Linked DNA regions of Homo sapiens: region 1 is linked to region 2. The links are chromatin loops, found by intact Hi-C in ENCODE. Cell type or tissue: Panc1. All regions are shown on one strand. Each heading gives the region's core, and the rest is flanking DNA. Links, peaks and the distances in the headings are about the cores only.

Region 1 (2,925 bases), core at 220-2,719, 170 kb after region 2:
AAGAGAAAGTGGGGGGTGGAAACTGGAACAGAATATCCAAGAACTGTACATAAGTTACAGTGGGAATACAAAGAGAAGAAAAAGAGTAAGGAACAGAAGAAATATTTGATGCAAAAATGACAAATATTCCCAAATTAATGTCAGACACCAAACCACAGATCCAAGAAGTTCAGAGAACACCAAGGAGGGATAAACGTGTCAAAAAATCTACACTTAGGCATATCATACTCAAACTGAAGAAAACGAAACATAAAGAAAATATTTGGGCTTTGGGTGATAATGATGTGTCAATGTAGGTTCATTGATTGTAGCAAATAATGTACCACTCCTCTGGGGAAGAAAGTTGATAGTGGAGGAGTCCACTGGGGGAAAAAAAAAAGGCTGCAATGGTGCACTGCATTAGAGGCAGAAAAAAAAAAGCCCAGCCATGTGAATTCAGGCTATGTGCAGCTGTCATCCAATTCTTGTTAACCTTCAGGCTAGAATTTTATTTGAAGGACTAAATTTTATCCATGGCTGCCTATACAATCTGCAATGTCTATGCTTCTAAAAAAGAAGTTCTCTAATAAAAATAAAATTATATTCTGCTAAAAGCTGTAATTTTTACATACTGCAGCCCAGACAATTGGAAAGTGTATTTTCTTAAAAATTTCACTTAAAATGATATCATAAGGCACTAAATACTTTGGAGTAAACTGACAAAAGACATGTAAAACCTCTATATTGAAAACTGGCTAGGTGCTCTGGCTTACGCCTGTAATCCCAGCACTTTGGGTGGCCAAGGCAAGTGGATCACCTGAGTTCAGGAGTTTGAGACCAGCCTGGCCAACATAGTGAAACCCCATCTCTACTAAAAATACAAAAATTAGCTGGGCATGGTGGCGGGCACTTGTAATCCCAGCTACTCGGGAGGCTGAGGCAAGAGAATTGCTTGAACCAGGGAGGCAGAGGTTGCAGTGAGCTAAGGTTGCGCCACTCCACTCCAGCCTGAATGACAGAGGGAGACTCTGTCTCAAAAAAAAAAAAAAAAAAAAAAAAAAGACAAAGAAAACATATGTTGCTGAAAGAAAGTTTAAGAGACCTAAATAAATGGATGTATCTACATTAATACCGTATTCCTAAATTTAAATGCTCAATGTTGTCAGTTCTACTAAAATTGATCTATAGATTAAATATAATCCTAAATATAATCCCAGAGGCTTTTTTTAAATTGAAGCTGATTCTAAAATATACAGAGAAATACAAAGAACCTAAGTTAGCCAAAGCAATTTTGGGGGAAAGAAAGAAAGAAAATGTAGAGATGTTTCAGTACCTGACTTAAAATGTGTAATATAATTATAATAGTCAAGACAGTGTTACTGACATCGAGACACACAACTAACTCAATGGAAGCAGAATAGGGTGCCCAGAAACACCTCATTTATATGGTTCTTTGATTCTTTTACAAAGGTGCCAAAGAAAGCAAGGGAAAAGAAAAGTGTTTTCAATAAATGCTATTGGAACAACCAGATGTTTTTAATGAATATTTACCTCTATATCATATCTATGTAAAAATTAATCTAAGATAGATAATAGAATCAAATGTAAAAGCCAAAACTAAAAAGCTGCTAGAAGAAAACATATTCCCAGTTTAGGGGTAGGCAGGAGTTTCCTAGACAAGACACAAAAACAATAACCAAAAATGAAAAAGAACTTGATAAATTCATTTTTAGAAAGAATTAATATTACTCTGTCAAATTAGACAAAATTTCAAACTTTCGCTCCTTCAAAGACACCACAGACTGGGAGAAAATATTCACAAAACATAGGTCTGACAATGACTCCAGAATATTTAAAGAACTCCTACAACTCAATAATAAAGAGGCAACCTATGTTTTTAATGAGTAAAGTTTTGAACATACACATTACAAAGGTAGATACAGGAGTGGCCAAAAAACACATAAAACAGTGTTTAACATTCTTGATCATCAGGTAAATGCAATGTAAAATCACAGAGATCCCCTACGTACCCACCAGTATGGCCAAAAATGAAAAGATTGAGAGCAGCAAGTGTTGGCAAGGATGTAGAACAACTGAAGCTCTCATATAGAAGCACTTTTGAAAAGCTTCTTATAAAACTAATTATGCACTACCCTATGACCCAGCAAGCTCTCCCCTAAATATCAACTATCGCATGTCTACAGAAAGACTTGTAAAACAATGCCCATAGCAGCTTCATTCATAAAAGCTAAAACCTAGAAACTGTCCAGTTGTCCATCAATATAAACACATGACATACCACTCAGCAATATAAAATCAACTACTGATATGCACAACATAAATGAGTCTCAAAATTATGCTGAATATATATATGTTGACTATATATATGCATATATATATGAAATTCTGGAAGAGGTAAAACTAATCTACGATGCAAAAAATCAGAAAAGTGTTTTGGGGATAGGAGAGCTGGAGATTGACTGGGAAACAATATGAAATAATTTTCTGGAATAATCTATTTTGATAAAGGTTTCAGTTACATAAATAGATGCACTTACCGAAACTCATGGAATGAAACACATATGGTTTGTGCATATCATTGCATATAAATATTATGGACAGATGGAAGGCTGGGTGTGTGAACGCATGAATATGTGTATCTACTATCTACCTTCATAAAAATTAGCCAAGGAGGACTTTTAAAAGCACCTTAAGAATGACATATTGGTATATGTAGTCCTATAGATGAATAATTTTTCTAACAAATCTTCAAAGTCTATAAAAGATTTAGTCCATTAAAATGTTACAAAGTTTATTGTTTCCTGCAATATTTTTACAGGTATATAAAAAGAGCTCTCGTCCATGCTTTTGCTAAGTTACTAATTTCATTACAAGAAAGAAACAACAGGGAAGAAAAAGATTGTATACCCCTAAACTGTAGACTAT
Region 2 (2,925 bases), core at 297-2,796:
GTTGAATCTAGATGTAAACTAAATGTTTTAAAAGAACTGTCCTTATACCATCCCCAGGGAAACAAACAAGTCAGTTACATTGTACTTTCTTCCATAAGAATAAGAAATATGCCCAGCCTGGTGCAGTGGCTCATGCCTATAATCCCAGCACTTTGGGAGGCCGAGGTGGGTGTATCATCTGAGGTCAAGAGTTCGAGACCAGCCTGACCGACACAGTGAAACCCTATCTCTACTAAACAATATAAAACTTAGCCAAGCATGGTGGTGGGTGCCTATAATCCCAGCTGCTGGGGAGGCTGAGGCAGAAGAATCACTTGAACCCAGGGGGCGGAGGTTGCAGTTAGCAGAGATTATTCCACTGCACTCCAGCCTGGGCGACAGAGCAAGACTCTGCGTCAAAAAAACAAAAACAAACAAACAAAAGACTCTGTTCCCAAATAATTGGGGAGACTGATTTGAGTAATAATAATGTCAAGCACGTCCGTGTGAAGAGACCACCAAACAGGCTTTGCGTGAGCAATAAAGCTGTTTATTCACTTGGGTGCAAGTGGGCTGAGTCCGAAAAGACAGTCAGCGAAGGGAGATGGGGAAGCGGTTGCTTTATAGGAGTTGGGTAGGTAATGGAAAATTACAATAAAAGGTAGTTATTTACTGTTAGCAGAGGAGAGGGTTGCAAGGTACATGGTGGAGAGATCATAAGACTTATTGTCCAGAAGAAGAATGTCACAAAGTCAAATGATCAACTAAGATAGGGCAGGGACAAGTCACGATAGTAAAATATTGTAATTTTACTCAGTTAAGGCAGGGACTGGCTGTTTTACTTCTTTGTAGTTTTTCTTTGGCTGCTCCAGACTTCTTGGCTCCTGCAGGCCATCTAGACGGATATGTGCAGGTCACAGGGGTTATAATGGCCGAGCTTCGGCTCAGAGGCCTGACAAAACTCTGACCTCTCGCAGGAAAAAAAAAAAAAAAAAAGAAAGAAAAAAGAAATATGTTTATAAGGGAATAGAATAGATTGTTTGGATTGTGCCTAAGAAAGTAAGGTTAGGTGTTTAAGGCTATATCGTAAATGATTTTTCACTATAAGGTTACCATGTTTCAAAGGCCCAAACTTCAAAATATTGTTTCCATCAAGTTACGTCCCTGCCCACTTTTTCTTTCCCAATTTTATGTGTGGCTTTGCCTGAAAAGAATCCCAGCACTCGCGTGAGAGGCTGACTGGCAGCTCAGTGCTGTGCATGCCCCATCCTCGCCTTTAGGACCTCATTCTAAATGCAGGAGAGAGCAACAGTGGCAGGAAATCATTACCATCCAGCAGCTCCCCGGGATTGGGGTCAAAGGCCACTCTGCAAGGAGTTGAGGGTATTAGAATCCATTCTGGGGATTTACCTTTCTTTGCAGTAGCTTCTGTTTCCTAATGCCTAAGAGATCTGAATAGCCTTTGTTTTGCACCGTTTCCCTCCAGGCTTAGCGCAGATATGAATGCTGATGTGGTATGTCACACTCTGGAGTTTTGTAAACAGAACACTGGCCAACCATTGTGTCATCTCTACCCTCTTCCCAAGGTGAGTGTGTAATCACTCTGAACATCTGTTTCCAGGGACATGCAAGGCTTTTGGAAATGTTAGAAAGGGAGGCTTAGCTTTTACTCGCTCAGTGTTTTGGGGACAGGGAGAGGCAAGATGACATTTTCAATTACCCCGCAAGAAATAATATTCCTGCATTTTGGCCTAGATCCATACTACCATGCTAGAAAGAATGTCTTTGCTGTTCAGCCATTGTGGACTGTAATTTTGAGCTGGCCTGCCAGTAGGTAGGAAATCTGATCAAAGAGACGCAGAGGTTTAAATCCCTATCACTTAAAAATCAAGCAAGTCACTCTCACAGAGTGAGCAACTCATGCCAGTTTGCCCAGGACTTTCCTGCCATGAGCACTGAAAGCCCCACATCTTGGGAAATCCTGGGCAGTTGGTCACCCTACGCTGAGCCTTATTGCTCTTACTCATAAAATGGGTTATGATAAACTACCTCCCACAGTGGTTTATTGTGGGAAGTCGGTGAGCTAATATGTAAAAAATGCTTAGCACAATAACTGATACAGTTTTTAAAGTGTTAAGAGAAATGACTGCTAAATGATCATTATTGATAACATTATTATTCAGTGATAGCTGTTCAGAGGACCCTGTGTGCATTATATCATTTTGTGTAGCTTTTAATTAGATTGCGGAGAGGAGGCTGCAAATGTTGACACAATTCCCTCCGCACACTCTGGATGAGAGGATAATATTGAATCCAGTTAGGCCACAGAATATTAATTTTCAGGAGCTGCCCGTGAAAAAAAATTCTTTGCCTTCTTTCTTGAATTGTAGTTTTTCTGGATATAACACAATAGGTTTCTATTTTAATTGTAATTTCCTTTTTATTCATGTTAAAATGAAGTTCATTTTAGTGCTTTGTGGCCTAACCAATGACCATGATTTTGCTGATGGACAGTATTAAATACATCAGCCTGTCTCCTTGAGCAGGAAGTAAGAGATGCAACTACCTGAGGAACGTGTATATTTCAAGCTTCCTCTGTCACTGACTAAGTGCGAATTAAATTTCCCCTAATTCCACCTGAGAAGCTGCAGGCTCCACTGGTACCTAGAAGAGTTAGTTAACTTTAATTAAAAAAAAAACTTTTCATGTGTTCAAATAGCGTGTGACTATTGTATCATAATATCATAATATTTTCTGTTTGATATTGCAAGGAAGAAATGGGTCTCTGTGTAGAAATGCAAGTGACACAGGTTTTGTGATTTCCTTAAATAATAATGTCATGTATACATTACACCCACAGCTACACATAGTCGCAAAAAGTTCAACTTTAAATTGTCCCATTTAAAATGGCATTCTTTATTTTTATACTCTCTAGAGTTTACTTCT

What was found. A loop is a pair of places that touch in the nucleus more often than their neighbours do. Peaks named below come from ENCODE experiments on the same cell type or tissue, not always from the same donor. Only the 100,000 strongest peaks of a DNase experiment are listed, where the experiment ranks them.
Region 1: a loop joins it to region 2, with 3 times the contacts of the local background. A loop is called at or near these places in 10 of 110 quality-filtered maps.

Annotation. Positions count from the first base shown.
Region 1 is chr7:36,491,178-36,494,102 of GRCh38, reverse strand. No RefSeq gene overlaps it. Among named protein-coding and RNA genes, the nearest start is that of ANLN, 100 kb to the right of the region's middle. In Panc1, for the core only: no CTCF peak of the experiment used is centred there; no DNase peak of the experiment used is centred there; H3K27ac peaks cover 713 bases.
Region 2 is chr7:36,657,806-36,660,730 of GRCh38, reverse strand. It overlaps AOAH (acyloxyacyl hydrolase), which reads left to right. Exons shown (of 21, transcript NM_001637.4): 4 at 1,466-1,565. Among named protein-coding and RNA genes, the nearest start is that of AOAH-IT1, 59 kb to the right of the region's middle. In Panc1, for the core only: no CTCF peak of the experiment used is centred there; DNase peaks (open chromatin) are centred at 1,480, 1,900 and 2,490; H3K4me3 peaks cover 1,114 bases; H3K27ac peaks cover 2,500 bases.